Regions from separate parts of the Homo sapiens genome. Here regions 2, 3 and 4 are each linked to region 1. Evidence: chromatin contacts called from ENCODE Hi-C or POLR2A ChIA-PET data. All regions are on one chromosome and are shown on one strand. The core of a region is the stretch at or near the end of the contact, and the rest is flanking DNA. Distances in the headings are between cores, read along the strand shown.

Region 1 (4,818 bases), core at 2,227-4,726:
TCAGATACTTTTTTGGGATTGCTGATTAAATGCTAGACTCATACGTACTGGCATAAACCTAATCTGTTGGAAGAAGTTCAAAATCATTTGCCAACATCAACAAAGACTCTCAAAGAAAATAATCCAGTGCCAGGAAAGAGAACATACTTACCAATGCTGTCCAGGGTCAGACACTATAACGGAGCTGAATCCAGTAACTGGGCTGAAGAGATAACTAATCCTTAAAGGTCAGCAAGGTCAAAATGGGTTATAAGGACATAAATATGAAACTGGCATTTCATAAACAAACAAGACACCTCAGGCCTATGAAAACTTGTTGCCTTACTATTCCCTTCTCTCTGCAGTCTTCCTAAGGTGTAAGTTTTTCTGGATTTTGTCTGCTTCCACAGTTTAGGTTCCTTGGCTCACTTCCTTGCTCCAAAACCAACGTCTCTATTGACTTTTATATTTTAAAATTAAATTTTAAATATATGAGTGATGCTACCTTGCTAAAAGAGAGAGAGAGGCCGGGCGCGGTAGCTCACGTCTGTCATCCCAGCACTTTGGGAGGCCAAGGTGGGCAAATCACGAGGTCAGGAGTTCGAGACCAGCCTGGCTAAAATGGTGAAACCCTGTCTCCACTAAAAATACAAAAAATTAGCTGGGCGTAGTGGCAGGCGCCTGTAATCCCAGCTACTCGGGAGGCTGAGGCAGGAGAATCACTTGAACCCGGGAAGCGGAGGTTGCAGTGAGCTGAGAGCGCACCACTGCACTCCAGCCCGGGCGACAGAGTGAGACTCTGTCTCAAAACAAAAACAAAAACAAAAACAAACAAACAAACAAAAACAGAGAGAGAGGGAGAGAAATGACCTATAATGCTTAAGTTCCCTTTGACATTTACTTCTCCCCCTTTACCCTAAATCCTCTCTTCTCTCCCTAAAGGTTACCATTAGCAGGAGTTTTGTGTGTATCCCTCTATAAAATATATACTATTTTTATACTAATTATATCACATAGTATTCTAACAAATCCTTCTCAGTTCCTGCAGTCTACGTTTCTGATGGTCTTAACCTTTTTTAGCTTAAAGTACCTCTTTGTGAATCTGAAAAGCTGCCTATACTTTTTTTAAAAAAATCACATATCAACACATATAAAATGTCATAAGTTTAATATACAAGAAGCCCATCCACATGGAATCTATTCATCTCAGGTGAACAACTGTTTTTTACTTTTAAGTGATAGCTTCCTTTTTCTTGCAAGCACTCATCGTAACTATTCAAAAGCCAAAAGTAGTGACCCAGAATCACACAGATGCGGCTCAAGATCAATGCATGCTGTTCAATTTGAAACCAGAATGTGTCTGTCACCTCCTAAAAAAAAAAACAAAACCCAGTATATATCTCCCATATATAATTGGACATAATTCTTTTTTATTTTTATTTTTATTTATTTATTATACTTTAAGTTCTAGGGTACATGTGCACAACGTGCAGGTTTGTTACATATGTATACATGTGCCATGTTGGTGTGCTGCACCTGTTAACTCATCATTTACATTAGATATATCTCCTAATGCTACCCCTCCCCCTACCCCCACTCCCTGACAGGCCCCAGTGTGTGATGTTCCTTACCCTGTGTCCAAGTGTTCTCATTGTTCAATTCCCACCTATGAGTGAGAACATGTGGTGTTTGGTTTTCTGTCCTTGCGATAGTTTGCTAAGAATGATGGTTTCCAGCTTTATCCATGTCCCTATAAAGGACATGAACTCATCCTTTTTTATGGCTGCATAGTATTCCATGATGTATATGTGCCACATTTTCTTAATCCAGTCTATCATTGATGGACATTTGGGTTGGTTCCAAGTCTTTGCTATCGTGAATAGTGCCGCAATAAACATACGTGTGCATGTGAATTGGACATAATTCTTGCCTGACTTTGACCCACTCTAACTCAGTGCAATTTAATTATCTATATTTCACATAGCTATGCCTGATCACACACACAGGTTCATTCCCTCAAGAATTCTGATCACCAAATTTGCTATTCCAGTCACATTACCGGTAAGAGATCAATGTATTTGATATATGGTCTTGCAAGACCAAGTTTTATTAATTTTTTTCCCTCTGAAGGAGTGGTGAAATTATACTCTATCTTCTCTGTGCTGGAAGTTCACAAGTTTTTGATTATTCAAAAATCATAAAAGGCCAAGAGGTCTTGAAGTAAGTAAAAATAAGTTCAGGTTTACCAACAAACTCTACAGCCTTAAGTTACTTTCTGCCGGCCAAGGTTTTCTCATCAGAAAATGAGGACAAGTGTTTGACCTAGAATTTGGGAAATCTGACTAGTGCTGTACTGTGCTAAAATTCACTCTTCTTATGTATAACGTTGTTTTATTATTTTATTAGTTGATGGCCTCTCAACCGTACCCAGTAATAAGAGAAACTTTACCCTCTAATTAGAAAATAATGGATATCTACTTTTGGCCTGCTGTGGCAGAGGAAAAGGCAGTTACCCTAGGACTGGTTTTGAAATAATCTTTCTAAAAACAAAGAAAAAACTACGTTAATTTTGGATTCTTCCCGATAACACATATATTTGATCCAATAGAAAAATGATGTCTAAATTACTTGTCAGATAAATTGATTATCTTTTCCAGATTATTACATTACTATTTAAGGAAGAAATAACTTGGCCATAGTATTTTCACTGTCACACACGATCACACACAGCTCATTTGCTCTTGGCACCCTTACAGACACTGAAATACAAGCACAAAGAAAGCACGTTTATATAACACAGATCACCAGTTACTCAATTACGGCCACACACAAAAAAGCAGATATACATACAGATACCCTTCATAAGCAAACCACAATAGAGATCTGTGTAAAATCGTCTTACTCTGTTAGACGATTCTACACAGTTATAAAATCCCATTACTACGCAGCTTAAAGTACAAATCACCTCACACCCCACAGCAGGAAGAATCACACACAGGCAGAAACACAACCATACACACCCGGCCACGGAAAGACTCTCAGTCCACCTGGCATCTCCCATTGTCACACACACCCCAAGGGCCTGGGAGGGCACACACAGGGTCCTCTGCAAATCCGAGGTTCCGGCGGGTCCCCGCACCGGCCCCAGCTCCTCCCCCGCACCTGCCTGGCCGGCGGGTCCCACCCTCTCTCCTGCCAGGGGTAGACCCTGGGACCACTCAGCTCGCTCTCGCAGGCCCTGAGCGTCTGACGCCTGCGCACTGAGCGCGGGCGGGCGGGCACTCCCAGAAACCTCCGGGGCGCTGCAGGCGGGACAAGCAGGTTCCACAGGCCGAGCCCACGAGCCCCTCGAGGGGTGAGCGGCCCGGGCCTCCTGGCGTTCTGGCCGGCTAGCCAAGCGCTGGACTACATTTCCCAGAGGCACGGCGTCCGGAGCGCTGGACTACATTTCCCAGAGGCACCGCTCCCGGAGCGTAGCTTCATTTCCGTTAGTTTGCGAGATTTGGAGGCCTCGCGTGGGGAGAGGGCCGCGTCTGTGGAGGAGCTTGGCTCCGCACCTGCTGGGCTGGCGAACCCGAAATTGGGCTTGGAACCCGGGAGCCAGATCTTGGACCCTGAACTGCACCTCTGTCAAGGTAGGAGTGTCCGGGATGCCGGAGCGGACACGCGCGGAGAAAGCGTCGCTGGGGTTACTCGTGTGGCCGTGTCTCCGGTTTTGTGTGCAGGCTACAGCCTGCCTGGTATTGGCGACTGCCTGTGCATACACGACTGGACGTGTGTGGCTGTGGTTTTGTGTATGAGCATTTGTATGAGTGTGAGTTGTGACTCTGAGGGTGTTTGTGACTGTTTGCTTACCTGGCTGGGATATACTTATGTGACTGTGATTTTATGTGTGCCGCGTGTATAATTGGGGTTTGCCTGTGACTATGAAGTGTGTGACAGTTGTGACAAGAGTGTTTGGATGTTCTTGTGTCACTTTGAGGTTGTGTGTAAACCTGATATCGTGGGATGGATTTGCCAGTAAATTTAAGGTGTGTGACAGTGTTGCTGTGACACGGTGTTTATTACCGCGTGTTTCCCTGATTTCGTACTGGGTTGGGTGACTGTCTGATTGTGTGTGACTGTGGGGTTGTGTGTGCTGTTTTCATGACTGTGTAAAGAGACTAAAATTGCAGCTTTGAAAGGGTGTTTTTGGCGGTATGTGTCTCTGACAAGGTGCTTGGATGTAATTATATGCCTTGTACTTAATGGGATTTTGTTTGAGACAAGGTGGTCTAACAATGTAGCATAATTGGGTGATTGTGCCTCTAGCTGTGTAACTGTGGAAATGTGATTATGTGTGACTTTATGTGGCCATTTGTATATTCTGTGACCTTATGGGGGTTTAGTCCAGTACAGAAGTAAATTTCTTTTTGGTATTTCTGGGGTTCATTTGGGGCTGAGGTCTGCCTATGGATTGTGAGTCCCATGTGGCTCTGTGCTCCTCCCATGTGGCTCTGAGGACTTAAGGACTTTTTGATTTGACCACAGTGGCTGCCCTTTCATCCATGGCCTGTATTGCTTCATTTCTGTATCCATCCTCGGTTCACCTTGGGAAATGTAGTTACTTACGAGTTCACGACTTCTTCCCTGCGTCCTCTTGCCTTATAGCCTTAAGGGGATTGGGTGCAGGGAAGTGGCAAGAAGTAAGGAAGTCAGACATTTGGACACCTGAGTGATGAATAGGAGTTATTTGCAAGTTACAGACCTGGTCTTAGGATGAGAATTTTAGGGCTGATAATACCTTCAAGACAGCCACTGGATGCTGTGCGCGGTGGCTCACATCTGTAATCCCAGCGC
Region 2 (4,538 bases), core at 1,017-3,516, 700 kb after region 1:
AATTATATGAAAAAGACACTTGCACACACGTTTATAGCAGCACAATTGCAAAAATATGGCAACAGCCTAAATGCCCATCAACAAGTGGATAAAGAAAATTTGGTGTACGTACACATATATATACACTATGGAATACTACTCAGCCATAAAAAGGAATGAAATAACAGCATTGGATGCAACCTGAATGGAGTTGGAGACCATTATTCTAAGTGAAGTAACTCAGGAATGGAAAACCAAACATTACATGTTCTCATTTATGAGTGGAAGCTAAGCTATGAGGATGCAAAGACATAATAATGATATAATGGATCTCAGGAGGCTGAGGCAGGGGAATTGCTTGAACTCAGGAGGCAGAGGTTGCAGTGAACCGAGACTGCGCCACTGCACTCCAGCCTGGCCATAGAGCAAGCCTTTGTCATAAAAAAAAAAAAAAAAGCCGGTCGTGGTGGCTCATGCTTGTAATCCCAGCACTTTGGGAGGCCGAGGCGGGCAGATCACGAGGTCAGGAGACTGAGACCACGGTGAAACCCAGTCTCTAATAAAAATACAAAAAATTAGCCGGGCGTGGTGGCGGGCGCCTGTAGTCCCAGCTACTCGGAGAGGCTGAGGCAGGAGAATGGCCTGAACCCGGGAGGCAGAGCTTGCAAGTGAGCCGAGATCGCACCACTGCACTCCAGCCTGGGCGACAGAGCGAGACTCTGTCTCAAAAAAAAAAAAAAAAAAAAAGTAATATTTAAGAGGTGGTCTCTTGAAGTAACTAATACAAATTCTGTTGTTAGTCTTTTAGGATATGACTTTCAGATTTAAGCTCTGATACTTAATAAAATGTGTCTTAAAGTCTCATTGGTAAATTGGGAGAAAATGTCATTTAGCATATAAAATAGTCTGAAGATGAAGTAAAATAATCCACATAAGGCTGGGTGCGGTGGCTCACGCCTGTAATCCCAGCACTTTGGGAGGCCGAGGCGGGTGGATCATGAGGTCAGGAGTTCGAGACCAGCCTGGCCAAGATGGTGGGATTACAAGCATGCACCATCACGCCAGACTAATTTTTGTATTTTTAGTAGTGATGGGGTTTCGTCATGTTGGCCAGGCTGGTCTCGAACTCCTGACCTCAAGTGATCCGTCCGCCTTGGCCTCCTAAAATGGTGCGATTACAGGCGTGAGCCACCACACCCGGCCAAATATGAGAACGTTAATGAGATTCAGCTCAATGGCTCCCAACATCTACTGGAAAGAAAGCAGATTGGTATTAGGACATTCAGACACATTTCAGATGAAGTAAAACATACTCTAAAACCAGTAACCTTAGGAAAGAAAAAAGCCAACTAGCCTAAACATTGAGTTTTAGATGTGAAAGAATTTTTTTCCTCCTCATTAGAGTCCTTTTGAGGAATAGCAGGACCAGGGAGGGAGAAAAAAATCATGAGTTATCAGGCCTTTCCTTGAAGCACGGAATGCCTCCTTACACAATACCCTCCACGCCTTCCCTGTTCACACACTTTAACACATGGAGGTAGGAGAGAGGCTGGAATCTGGGTATGAGTTCACAGCAGGTTCCTGGGGTCAGAGCTCTGGGAAAGACGAGGTTCTGAGACAGGTAGCTCGCTCTCAGAGCTCACAAAGAAATAACCTCCCAGGCGTTTCCAATCTCACAGCAAGTCAATGCCTTCTTGCTGGAAAACTTGATGTAGAGTTCAGTATCCAACTTCCCTCTTGCAGACATTTTTTGTGTGTGTCAGCCGCAAGCAGCTGTGAGGAGGGAGGAGAGAAGCAGCAGCCGGGAACCTACAGCCAAGACTCAAAGTGACACCGCAGTGCCACCGCAATCAACGTACATGAAAAGGACAAGCACCTCATATCCCCGTCACGCAAGCACAGCCACTCACTCACCTGTCACAGCCTCACAACCGCACCCACCGTCAAGGAGGCACATCCCAGCCTCTCACACGCAGTTTCTCTGTCACACACTCTCAAACATTCCCCATCTGACATATACAACATTCTCTCACGTGCGCACTCAAATACCCTCCTCTGCTGTTCATGCACCCACGGGCCTGAGATTCCGATAACAACTGGCCGTCCACACTAGAGGCTTCCACGGTTAAAGGGCTTCCTCCACCACCCCGGCTGGTTTAGGTTGGGCTCCAACGTAACTTGATTGCCCAGAGCCCTCCCTGCGAGTACTCTGTGCCTGTTATATACTGAAATGAGTTCAACCCACCTTGCAAAAGAACCACGCGAAAACGGAAGGGAAGCCATAGATTGGGTGTTCCCGTTGCCCTCTGGGAAATGTAGTTTAAGCCTAAAGCTCCATGACCGCGGTGGCTTGTGGGAAAAGTGGCTCGGAACCCCAAATCCCGGTTAGATTGCAGGCACCGCCGGACGCTGGCTCCCGGAGGTTTTAGTTTTCCCTCTACCAGGAGTGTGAAGACACAGAGACTTATTGCGCTGGCGAAGATGGCTGAGGCGAAGGCGTGTCCGACTTGTCCTCGGAGTTCTGAGGGTTTCAGTGACCCCAGAAGGCTGAGAAGTGGAATCCGAACTCGAGGCTGCCCGAAGCCTCGGGCTGTTTGAGTGTAGAGCCGGTAGGGGAGGGCTTTCAAAGTGTGGCCGCGAGGGCGAGCGTGGGGGATCGGTTATGAGCTCCCGAGGGCGGGGACTCTGCTCTGTGTCCCCTGAGGAAGTCCAGTCTTGTTATAAGGTATGAGAAAAGTAACTTTTTAAAAATGGACAAATAATAATTGTATGTTTTATATACTGATAGGGTACAATATGCTGTTTTGATCTATGTTTACAATGCGAAATGATTAAATCAAGCTAATTAAATCCATCACCTCACTTTTTTGTGGTGAAAACATTTAAAATCTACTTTTAGCAATTTTGAAACATGCAACACATTATTTATGTAGTTGCTATTCTATGCAATCGATTAACAAAGTTTATTTCTCCTGACTAACTGAAATTTTGTACTGTTTTAATTAACATCTCCCTTTTCCCCATTTTTCAGTCTCTGGTAAACACCATTCTTTGCCTCTTAAGAGTTAGACTTTTTTAGATTCCACAAATACCACTTATGTGGTATTTGGTATTTATCTTTCTGTTACTGGCTTCTCTCACTTAGCATAATGTCCTCCTGGTTTATCCATGTTGTCACAGATGACAGAATTTTCCTTGTTTTATTTTTATTTTTTATTTATTTTTTAAAAATCTATTTACTTATTATTATTTTTTGAAACGGAGTTTCGCTCTTGTCACCCAGGCTGGAGTGCAGTGGCACAGTCTCAGCTCACTGCAACCTCTGCCTCCCCTGTTCAAGCGATTCTTGTGTCTCAGCCTCCCAAGTAGCTGGGATTATAGGCATGCGCCACCACGTCGGCTAATTTTTGTATTTTTAGCAGTGACAGGGTTTCACCATGTTGATCTGGCTGGTCTCGAACTCCTGACCTCAGGTGATCCACCCACCTTGGCCTCACAAAATGCTGCATTTACAGGCGCGAGCCACTGTGCCCGGCCGATTTTCCTCTTCTTAAAAAGTGAATAGTATTCCTTTATATATACATATATATATGTGTATAAGGTTATATACATAATATATATAATATGTAACATTTTCTTTATCCACTTATAACATGCTGGACACCTAGGTTGCTTCCGTATCCAATGCAGAATAATGCTGCAGTGAATGGTAGTGCAGTTATCTCTTCAGCATGCTGATTTCAATTCCTTTAGCTATACACCCACCGGTGGGGTTGCTGGAACATATAGTAATTCTATTTTTAGTTTCTGATGAATCTCCATATTATTTTCCATCATGGCTGTATTAATTTACATTGGGAAATGTACGTACTTTTGATGTTGTTGTGAATGGACTGGTTTATTCAATAAATTGTGTTAGGTACATTGACTAATAGTGTGTAGAAGTAAAGTTATATTTACTTAATTCTTAAAGGTATAGTCAAAACAGACTGAATAATTAAATGTAAAAATGATCTGGAGAAAACCTTTTTTTTTTTTTTTGAGATGGAGTCTCGCTCTGTTGCCCAGGCTGGAGTGCAGTGGCGCGATCTCGGCTCACTGCAATCTCTGTCTCCCGGGTTCAAGTGCTTCTCCTGCCTCCCGGGTTCAAGTGCTTCTCCTGCCTCAGCCTCCCAAGTAGCTGGGATTACAGGCATGTGCCACCACACCTGGCTAATTGTATATGTTTTAAAAAATTAACTTAGGAATAGATTTTCTAAGCTAAATTGAAGGGAAATGCTAAGGAAATAGTGAGATTTTACTTGATAATTATGTGTCTGAATGAATCAGCCAATTAATAAAATTAAAACAGACCTCGGGCCATGGTGCATGCCTGTCATCCCAGTACTTTGTGAGGCCAAGACAGAGATCGCTTGAGTCCAGGAGTTTGAGCCCAGCCTGAGCAACACATCAAAACGCTGTCTCTACAAAAAAATACAAAAATTAGCCAGGCGGGGTGGCTCATGCCTGTAGTCCCCACTACTTGGGAGGCTGAGGCAGGAGGATCACCTGAGCCTGGA
Region 3 (4,488 bases), core at 946-3,445, 580 kb after region 1:
AAGGATTACAATCCTGGTTCATGTCATTTCCAAAGTGATTAAGAGCCAGTAAGAACTGCAGACAAAAACAAATGCTCATTTCACAGCAGCTACTTAATAACTTGCATTTACCCCTCCTCAGCTCCAATAAATAACTAATCATTAAATACCTAGCAATTTAATATTTAAATATTACATTGTTGCAAAATAACTTAAAAACCTTTATTGTAGTATACAAGATTCATATGTAACAATTTCTTGATGATTCTTATTTACAACAATACTTCTCAATATTACATTATACTTTTTTCTTATGACTAAATATAAACAAAATTCTTATTATTGCATAACATTCCATCACATGGAGTGTGATTTAACCATTTCCATACTGCTAGATATTAATTTTATAAAAGAACATCCCGAAAGTCATTACCAGTTATTTCATTTCTAGACAGTGAGAATCAATGTTGTTGGAGCTTATACAACTCTGATAATACCATGAAATGATAGACTTCCTCGCTCCACTGAAAAAATTAACCATTTACAAATACATACAACAATTCTGTATATAATCTTAAAATATCTTTGTTGCCCTGAAAGCTCATAAACAGAGTCCAAGGACTTATGTTACCAATCCCTGTTCTGGTCCACTGCAGGGTCTGGCTCATTTTCCTGCTTGCAAGCATCCATCATAATTACCTTCACATTTGCATTGGTCTTGGAAATACACAAAGCTGATAGGAAATGACTGAGCATCATCATTTTAATACCAGTAGCTAGTATGAATTAAGGACTCACTATGTGCCAGGCACTCTCCTAAGAGCTTCACAAATATTAATTCATGTAATCTTCAAAACAACACCGTAAAGTATACACTATTACAATTCTGAGGAAATTGAAGCACAGATTGCTTAAACTCGTTCAGATTTAAGTGGCAGTCAGGATTCAATTCCACTTAATCTAGGCTCGAAATTCTTAACCACTACACTACACCTCCCTCAGTCGATCCAAGATATACCCAAAATAAACTCATGCTGCCAGACCTCAAACCACATCTGGCTGGTACCAAAAACTTCCACTCATGAATTTCCTGGAAAAAAAGAAATCTCCACTCCTACCCCAGAACCATTAAACATATCTAAACCCTAAAAAACAAATAAAAACAAAGTATGAACATTAATCTCCAGCACGGGTATTTCCATATCATCAAGATCCTTAGAAAAACAGCGCTCACAGAGTAATTGAATTTGCAGCCTACAGTTAACTAACCATGTGTCTAACTATAGAACAGCATGAAGTGGGCACTAACAACGGGAAATCTATTAATTAGGTCCCCTGCCGTTAACTAGGTAGGGAAATCCTAAGGCCCAAATCAATGAATAAATAGATCATTCCTAAGCAGGATTTTAAACGGAAGGAACTCGAATGCATTTCACAGAAACAAAGCAGCAGCACGAACTCACAGGGAACCGGCTTTTAGAAGAGCAGCAGCGATTCGTTTCTCCTTCTCAAGCGCCTTCTCTGGAAACTGGCAGGGCTGGGGAAGCAGGCAGAGTTCAGGACACCCCAGGCTTTTCTTGACTCGATTGGAACCCACCCTCCACGCTTCCCTGGCCCCAACTAACCGCCACCTGCATGCACAAATGGAAACGACAGGGCAGAGGGTCAGCAGTCACCCGCGTCTGGGTTCGCAGCTCCGGGTACGCTGTAGTTCCGCACCCGGTTGCCCACGCCCGGGACCACCCACTGTGTCTTTTCGGAACTGTCCAGCGTGTCCTCCTAGACCCCAGACACCCACCCCAAATCTAGGTCCCAGCGTTTTGCAGGGGACCTTCATCCTGGGGCGTTCACCTCTGACTTCCCTCTTGGGCCTTTTCGCTACGGCCGAGCCTAAGTGGCTGAAGCGCGGACGAGGATGCGCGGGGCCTCGGTCTCCAACTGCACCACAGGCCGCACCCACGAACCTGGTCCGGCACAGTTACTACCGCCCGGGCCTCCAGGCCTCAGGGCTGCAGAAGCTCAGTCCCGGGAAAAAAAGCACACCGGCCTGAGGCTCCACAGGAACCTTTTCTCCACCTTGGCCCGGCCTGCAAAACCTGGCCCACTCCGCGCTCTTTTCCCTCAGAAAAGCAGCGGCCACAGTGGCGCCCGGCTCCCAGCCCCAGCCTCACCCGACTCAGAGGATAGCCCAGCCCTGGGAGTCAGCGGCGCCAGAATACGGGAGAGCGCCTGTCTCCGTCGCGAATGCGCTAGCGCGCGGGGGGGCGGAGGCAAGTCCCGCAGCTGCTCCGGGCCGGGAGGGGCGCGTGGGGCCGGGTCTCGGCGGGGATAGTCGGGCCGGGGAGACGGAGCCAGAGGGGCCGCAGTGTCCCTCGCCTCAGGCCTCTACCTGTAATGGCCGCCCCGTGACTGACCAGTGCCATTAAAGATAATCCAGGCCTGCTCCCCTGTGGACACTGCGGTCCAAAATTTAAAAAAACAATATTCCGCCTTTTTATTTTTCATTTGGTTCTCGGCTCGGAGACAGGCGGAGGCTGCGAGCCCCGCCCCGCCCCCAGCGACGCCTCACCGGAACCTTTGGAAATCGGCTTCTGCCTCGAGTGCGCAAGCGCGCGGGGGGCGAACGCTGGGGCCCTTCAGGGAGCAAGGGAGAAGTGTGGGGCCGCACCTGCCGAGGGGTCGGGAGGTTTGGAGGAGGGTGGAGGTTGGCTACAGGATCCCGATGGGGATGGAGTGTTCAAATCTAGGCCTGTAGCCGTGACCCTGGCGTGAGTTGGATGGAGGAAACCCCAGTATCGCGAGCCTGGACCAAGGCGCGGCGCGTGCTGCCTGTGGTGTTTGCTGAGTGACGGCCGCCGCGCCCCCGCGTACCTGGACCGAGTGCCTGGCCGCTGGCGGAGTAGTGTTTCCGTGCACGGGGCTGCTGCGTGCGCGTGTGCCGTTCTCTAGCGGGGGATTAGGATGGTGCCGCAGAGAAGGCTGCGCGGTGGTGCCTGACTCTGACGCTGGCTGTAGCGGGTCTCTGGGGTCTTTGCGGTTTGTGTCTGCGTTTGTGACGTACCTGACATCGGATCTGTGACTGTGGCTCTGCCTCATCCAGCGTTATTTCCAGAATCCTTCTGATAGGGCAGCGCTTCTGGTTCTGGTTTTCCATGGAGACGGTTTGTGGGTCCCTATGAAACTGAGTGTTGGGATTTTGATTATCTGCATCTGGCCCTTGTGTGCCCTCAGGACTGTGGTGTTAGGCAAGTAAAATAATTGCAGGAAAAAAAATTGGAAAGGAATAAGGTTGCTATTACTTCCAAATGATGGAATTGTAGGACTGTGTCAGAAAATTGAATAGGACACCATGAAACGGGAGGGAGAGGCATTTTATTTTCTTCCATACCTGGTCTTGGAATATTCTAACAAATGAGATTTGTTTTTTCCCCTTTGTTCCTGGATGAACTCTTGGATAAATTCAATGTCTCCAAGCATTCTTGGATAGTAAGTTTCTTTGATCTTTAGTTGAAAGATCAGCCTCATTTTCGTAGCTAAAAATACCTTTAGTAATAAAAATGTTCATTGTAATACTTCATTTAAAATATTTAAAACTTTCTTCTTTCTCCTTGATCTCTTCCAGATATCTCAAGTTTTGGTTAAGTGAATATGTGGAGTATATGTACTAATTACGTCAATTATTTTCTCTTTAAAACCAAGTACATTTCTTACATGAGTTTGTTTATCAAGGATTTATTGGTTTTCTTTGTACTTGTTGCTATTTTTTAGAAATGTTCCAACAGATATGTTAAATGTTCATCGATTATTTTTTCAGTGGTTCAAACATCGGAGTAGAATCTCTCTTCCATTCTGTGGCTGCAATTGGACTGTACAGTTGTCCTAAAATTTACCGTCATTGTTTTCCTAAGTTTGATTCTTGTTTCCTAGAATTCAGCTAATTTTTGCTAAAGTTCTTTTCCAATAAGTTCCTTAAGATGCATGTATTAAAGATGTTTTTTAGTTCTTTCATGTTTGAAATTTTTTTTTTTTTTGAGACGGAGTCTCACTCTGTTGTCCAGGCTGGAGTGCAGTGGTGCAATCTTAGCTCACTACAACCTCTGCCTCCCCAGTTCAAGCGATTCTTCTGCCTCAGCCTCCCGAGTAGCTGGGATTAAAGACGTGCACCACCACGCCTGGCCATTTTTTTTTTTTTTTTTTTTTTTTTATAGTTTAAGTAGAGATGGGGTTTCACCATGTTGGCCAGGCTGATTTCGAACTCCAGACCTCGGGTGATTCGCCCACTTAGGCCTCCCAAAGTGCTGGGATTACAGGCGTGAGCTACCGCGCTGGGCCTGAAAATGTCTTTATTCTGCCTTCACACTTTGCCTAGATTCAGAATTTGGAGGCGTCACTTCACAGTGTTCTAGTAGCTAATGTTGTCAAGTCTAATACCAATTGTTTTCTGTTCCTTTTTAATTTCATGTCCCACTCCCACCAACGCCCAGATACCTATTGCCACCTGTAATCCAC
Region 4 (5,267 bases), core at 942-3,441, 960 kb before region 1:
CTGGCCCATGTCTGCACTGGGTGACGGTAGCAGATGGTGGGTCATGGGCGGAAGAGTCTGAAGAGCTTGGAATAGGTACCAGAAATGCTCAACACTGGAAAGCAGGGTGGGGGCGCTTTAGTCCAGAGCCCATTGCCCTCTCTGTCCAGCCCTCCCCTCTGCGCCCATCTGTGCAGGGATCCGGCCCTTCCGCTGCAGTGCTTGCGGGAAAGCGTTTACGCAGCGCTGCTCCCTGGAAGCTCACCTTGCTAAGGTGCATGGACAGCCGGCCAGCTACGCTTACCGTGAGCGCCGCGAGAAGCTGCACGTGTGCGAGGACTGCGGCTTCACCAGCTCCCGGCCCGACACCTACGCACAGCACCGCGCCCTGCACCGCGCAGCCTGATACGGTGTGCCAGCGTCCTCCCCACGAGGCAAATAAACACAGAAAACTCACGCATGGAATCTGGTGTTTATTACACTCGGGGGAGAGAGGAGGTCACTCGGTCCAGCGGTGGCCGCAGTGTGGGGCTGTGCACACGTAGTAAAGGCGCATGGCGTCCTGGCAGAAATGATGCATGGTTAGGAAGGATTTGGACCCAGCAGCGCCTTACCCCAAAAGAACAGGCAAGAGAACTTCACCAATAGGTAAGGGCCCGGCAGAGTTCCAAGAAGCGCAGGGTCACCCACATTGATATCCCCGCCCCCAGAAAGGACCAAACAAGCCCCAGATACTTAGAAAGCCCTCGCGCCACTTACCTCGGCCCGCGCACTGTGTGACTGGAAGAACACAGCCTCCTTGTGGCCGCACCTGAGAGGGTAGGGGCTCGGTCACCGGAGGCTTCACACCCTTCCCTCCTCCCTTCGCCCAGTGAGGAGACGAGCCTCACTTTACCTCCCCAGTACCAGCTGAACGCTCACTTTTGGCACGGGTGGTCCTCGGTCCGCGGCAACGTGGGGTCCTGGGACACGTCGGCGATAATCTGGGTCAGTTCGCTGCAGGGACGCGGGGGTGCAAAATTACGCTCAGACCCAGCCTCCAGAGCCAACACCCCCGCCCCCAGCTCAGGGCCCGCCACTCACTCCACTTCGTGCGTGATCTTGTTGACATAGATGCAGCTGTTGTCGGCCTCCTGCTGGTAATCACAGTTCCGGCACTACGAGAGGGCGAGTGTGGGGGAAAGGGGGTCACGGAAGGATTCCAGACAAGATTGGGAGGAGAGGGCAGGGTGATCCCGGAGGATATGACGACAGGACTCTCTTTGGGGATGGGCAGGACATGAGAGTCAGGATCACTTGAGGTGCAGCGGAGGGCGAACAGGGAGTCCGATCACAGAGGCAGGGGGCAGGGCGGGGCCACGCTGGGAACAGGTGGACCTGCCGGGGAAGACCCCGGCGCTCACCGCGTAGAGCAGAATGCGGTTCTCCTTGTCTTCCTTGGGGTACAGCATGTTGTTACTGTGGGGAGGGGGAGGTGCCAGGGGTTAGTTCTGGAGCCATTCCTCGCCCGCCTTCTAACATCACCCGCTCCCTCCGCCTCACCATTCCTGGCAGAAGCGAATACCCACGAAGCCCGGCTCGTAAGTCCCGTCGGGCTCCATGGCGACGCGCAGCCCGCGCAGCCCTCCCAGCCTTCCGCGCTTGCTCCGCCGCGCTACAGGTCGCGGGAGGGGCCAGGCCTAGGTGCTTCGCCAAAAGAGGGCGGAGCTGCGCACACGTGCTGGCTCCCCGCCGCCTCGGGCTCGGCTCTCTCCGCGCAGAGGTTTCATGGCTTGCTTCAATCTTTTGATATCTTAGAGTAATTGCTTCCAATTTTTGGGCATCGCCGCCTCAGTTTACAGAATAGTATGGATCTGGTGCCAGAGCCGGGAAAACGATGCGCATCGTAAACCGCAAAACACTGAGCATCCAGGACAGAAGCCAAGGCGCTTGGCTTGGTTGAAGGCCAGTGCGCATGCGCGAGTTTACCCTTCGCGGACTGGGCGAGCTCTTGCCACTCCTACCTCCGGGCTTCAGTCTTCGCCGCCTGTTCTGGTCCTTTCCCGGGCCGCTATTGGAAGAACCGTGAACTATGGAAGGCCCCTCTGGATTGGCTGGGCTGGCCCAAGAGTAAGGAGAGCCCTCTTCCTGGCGGTGGGGAAGGGACGGCGGCGATTGGCGGACGCTCCTGGCAGGAGAGCGCGGATTGGTCAGGCACGGAGCAGGAGGCGGGGCTGATAGCCCAGCAGCAGCAGCGGCGGCGGCGGCTGCGGAGCGGGTGTGAGGCGGCTGGACCGCGCTGCAGGCATCCGCAGGGCGCGGCAAGATGGAGGTGACGGGGGTGTCGGCACCCACGGTGACCGTTTTCATCAGCAGCTCCCTCAACACCTTCCGCTCCGAGAAGCGATACAGCCGCAGCCTCACCATCGCTGAGTTCAAGGTGTGGCCATGGGGGCGGGGTCCGGAGGGGCGGGGCGAAGAAATTGGGGGGTTCCCGGAAGGGGGAGGCTGGGAGGGGCCGGGGAGTGACTGGGCGGGCCCGGAGGTGATCCCAGGCTGCGGAGGCTGGGGACCCGGTCGCGGCGGGGCGGGTCCGGAGAGAACTCGAGAGTGCAGAGATGAGGGCCGGGTCCAGCGAAAAATCCGACGGTCCAGAGGGCGGGGGCAAGAGGCGAGGGGCTGGATTGCGGCCCCGTGCGTCCTGACTGGGGGGTCTTTTGGAGGAAAAGGGACGTGGCGATGGTCATTGATGCAAGGGGCGGGGCCTCCGTGGCCTCCTTCTTCTCACCCTGCCTCCTCCTCACAGTGTAAACTGGAGTTGCTGGTGGGCAGCCCTGCTTCCTGCATGGAACTGGAGCTGTATGGAGTTGACGACAAGTTCTACAGCAAGCTGGATCAAGAGGATGCGCTCCTGGGCTCCTACCCTGTAGATGACGGCTGCCGCATCCACGTGAGGACTCTCTATCTGGGACACTCCCCCACCCCACCTTTCATTTGGTTATTCAACAGACACTTGCTGGGCTTTGCCCTCAGTCATACCCGAGATAGGTCCTGCCTTCGTGGAGCCTCCAGTGCAGCCTGACGAGAGACAGACCCATCATTAGACAGGGACAGCCTAGAGTGGTCTGGGCTGGGATCAGGAAATCCCAGGGGACTGGAGCCACCAAGAAGAGGTGCCTGACTCCACCTGGGAGAATCAGAGAGGGCTTCCTGGAGGAAGGGATGTCTGAGCTGAGGGATGAGGAAAGGGTGACTTAAGAGAAAGAGGTGGAAAGGAGGGAGCAGGGTGTACAGAGGCCTAGAATGTGAGGTAGGTCACAGTGAGCGACCAGGCTGGACAGCTTGGGAGAAACCAGAACACAGGATCTCTTTGTGCATCCACTCAGTACATCCTTTCTGTCTTTTTTTGAGACAGAGTCTCACTCTGTCACCCAACCTGGAATGGAGTGCAGTGGCACTATCGGGCTCACTGCAGCCTTCACCTCCTGGGTTCAAGTGATCCTTGTGCCCCAGCCTCCCGAGTAGCTGGGATTACAGGTGCCCACCCAGCTAATTTTTGTATTTTTAGTAGAGATGGGTTTTTGCCATGTTGGCCAGGCTGGTCTGGAACTCCTGACCTCAAGTGATCAGCTCACCTTGGCCTACTAAAGTGCTGGGATTACAGGCGTGAGCCACCAAGCCCAGCCCCTTTCTGTCCTTATTCCCTCCCGACCTCACTCAGTCTGTAGCAGCCACATTGCTCCTTGCACAGTCCAGGTGAGCTCGGCCTCTGGATCCTGGGCCTGAATGGTTCTTTTGTCATATGCCTGCGTGCCTCACCCTTCCTTCCTGTCTTAATTTAAAGTGTCAGTATTCTAGTGAAGTCTTCACCGGCCTCAGTGTTAACGTTTACCTCATTCCTTTCCCCTTCTTTGCTTTATTTTAGATTTTTGTGTTTACAAGTAATTCTCCTCTGACACACTCTGGATTTCTCTCATCTGGTTTATTTACTCTCTGTCTCCCTGGATTCGAGTGCCCTGAGGGTGGAAATTTTGATCACTATAATTCACTACTGTGTCCCCAGTACTTGGAATAGTGCCTGGGACAGGGAGGATAGTCCGTGAATCGTTTTTTGTTTTGTTTTGTTCGAGACAGAGTTTTGCCCTTGTTCCCCAGGCCGGAATGCAGTGGTGTGATCTCAGCTCACTGCAACCTCTGTCTCCTGGGTTCAAGCTATTCTCCTGCCTCAGCCTCCCAAGTAGCTGGGATTACAGGTGTGCACCACCACGCCTGGCTAATTTTGTAATTTTGTATTTTAAGTAGAGTTGGGGTTTCACCATGTTGGCCAGGCTGGTCTTGAACTCCTGACCTCAAGTGATCTGCCCACCTCAGCCTCGCAAAGTGCTGGGATTACAGGCATGAGCCACCACGCCCAGCCCTGTGAATCATTGTTGAATGATGAATTGAATCCATAAAGTAAGACCACAAGGATAATGTAATTATCCCCATTTTGCAGAAGAGAAAATTTAGCTTCAGGGTGGAGTTTATTTATTTATTTTTTATTTTTTTTGAGACAGAGTCTTGCTCTGTCTCCCAGGCTGGCGTGCAGTGGCATGATCTCGGCTCACTGCAACCTCCGCCTCCCCGGTTCAAGCGATTCTCCTGCCTCAGCCTCCCGAGTAGGTGGGATTACAGATGCCCGCCACTACACCAGGGTAATTTTTGTATTTTTAGTAGAGACGGGGTTTCACCATGTTAGTCAGACTGGTCTCGAACTCCTGACCTCAGGTAATCCGCCCACCTCGGCCTCCCAAAGTGCTGGGATTACAGGCATGAGCCACCGCACCCGGCCCAGAATCTACTTTCTTAAGGATGAACTGTCAGTAGCATTTTGGCCCCAGTCTACATGACTCTAGAGAGAACTGCTTCTTTTTTCTCTCGTTGATTAACTGTTCATTCCCCATCTGTGTTGTGCCAGGGGTTTCATTATGACTGCATCTGAGAAGTTCTAGTGTATGAGGCAGATGTTGGCTAAATGGCCAGAGGACTGAATGTGAAGGGTCAGGGGAGACAAGGGTTGTGTAGGAGATCATGAAGCTGGGAGACCCTATCCTGGGGTACCTGATGCATCAGTGACGTCTGGGAGGACATCCTGGAGGTGGTGCTGCTGGAGCAGAGACGAGAAGAATAAAAAGAATTGGTCGGGCATGGTGGTTCACGCCTGTAATCCCAGTGCCTTGGGAGGCTGAGGTGGACAGATCACTTAAGGTCAGGAGTTCGAGACGGTGAAACCCCGTCTCTCCTAAAAATACAGAAATTAGCTGGGCGTG

What was found. Hi-C counts contacts between places; a loop is a spot of excess contacts on that map. ChIA-PET counts read pairs that join two places held with the same protein, here RNA polymerase II (POLR2A). Pooled maps may share reads with other maps.
Region 2: a pooled map shows a loop between it and region 1 (15-fold over the local background). The contact joins the promoter of ZNF573 here to the promoter of ZNF420 in region 1. A Hi-C loop is called at or near these places in 11 of 37 single-sample maps with no recorded cell type and 22 of 50 pooled maps. POLR2A ChIA-PET finds 5 or more read pairs at or near these places in 3 of 52 experiments (A549, CD4-positive, alpha-beta memory T cell and WTC11).
Region 3: a loop to region 1 is called in a map of gastrocnemius medialis, with 4 times the contacts of the local background. The contact joins the promoter of ZFP30 here to the promoter of ZNF420 in region 1. A Hi-C loop is called at or near these places in 2 of 168 maps with a recorded cell type or tissue (gastrocnemius medialis and naive thymus-derived CD4-positive, alpha-beta T cell), 10 of 37 single-sample maps with no recorded cell type and 14 of 50 pooled maps. POLR2A ChIA-PET finds 5 or more read pairs at or near these places in 1 of 52 experiments (HepG2).
Region 4: a loop to region 1 is called in a map of CD8-positive, alpha-beta T cell, with 4 times the contacts of the local background. The contact joins the promoter of TBCB here to the promoter of ZNF420 in region 1. A Hi-C loop is called at or near these places in 2 of 168 maps with a recorded cell type or tissue (CD8-positive, alpha-beta T cell and mammary epithelial cell), 7 of 37 single-sample maps with no recorded cell type and 12 of 50 pooled maps.

What each region holds. Positions count from the first base shown.
Region 1 is chr19:37,074,957-37,079,774 of GRCh38, forward strand. ZNF420 (zinc finger protein 420) reads left to right here and starts at 3,477. Exons shown (of 5, transcript NM_144689.5): 1 at 3,477-3,614. It overlaps LOC105372390 (a long non-coding RNA gene), which reads right to left and starts at 3,241. Exons shown (of 2, transcript XR_001754095.2): 1 at 3,142-3,241; 2 at 1-1,349. RefSeq lists a silencer at 2,933-3,222 and an enhancer at 3,313-3,552.
Region 2 is chr19:37,777,320-37,781,857 of GRCh38, forward strand. ZNF573 (zinc finger protein 573) reads right to left here and starts at 2,267. Exons shown (of 5, transcript NM_001172690.2): 1 at 2,225-2,267. RefSeq lists enhancers at 1,755-2,418, 2,210-2,504, 2,211-2,560, 2,419-3,081.
Region 3 is chr19:37,653,270-37,657,757 of GRCh38, forward strand. It overlaps ZFP30 (ZFP30 zinc finger protein), which reads right to left and starts at 2,196. Exons shown (of 6, transcript NM_001320669.3): 1 at 2,151-2,196; 2 at 1,443-1,610. RefSeq lists a silencer at 2,152-2,341 and enhancers at 2,365-3,352, 2,752-2,801.
Region 4 is chr19:36,113,277-36,118,543 of GRCh38, forward strand. TBCB (tubulin folding cofactor B) reads left to right here and starts at 2,192. Exons shown (of 6, transcript NM_001281.3): 1 at 2,192-2,398; 2 at 2,765-2,908. The coding sequence starts at 2,285. POLR2I (RNA polymerase II subunit I) reads right to left here and starts at 1,599. Exons shown (of 6, transcript NM_006233.5): 1 at 1,522-1,599; 2 at 1,383-1,437; 3 at 1,063-1,136; 4 at 901-975; 5 at 739-790; 6 at 433-541. The coding sequence starts at 1,580. The coding sequence ends at 479. It overlaps OVOL3 (ovo like zinc finger 3), which reads left to right. Exons shown (of 4, transcript NM_001302757.2): 4 at 177-435. The coding sequence ends at 385. RefSeq lists enhancers at 583-1,094, 1,113-1,242, 2,833-2,922 and a silencer at 2,433-2,522.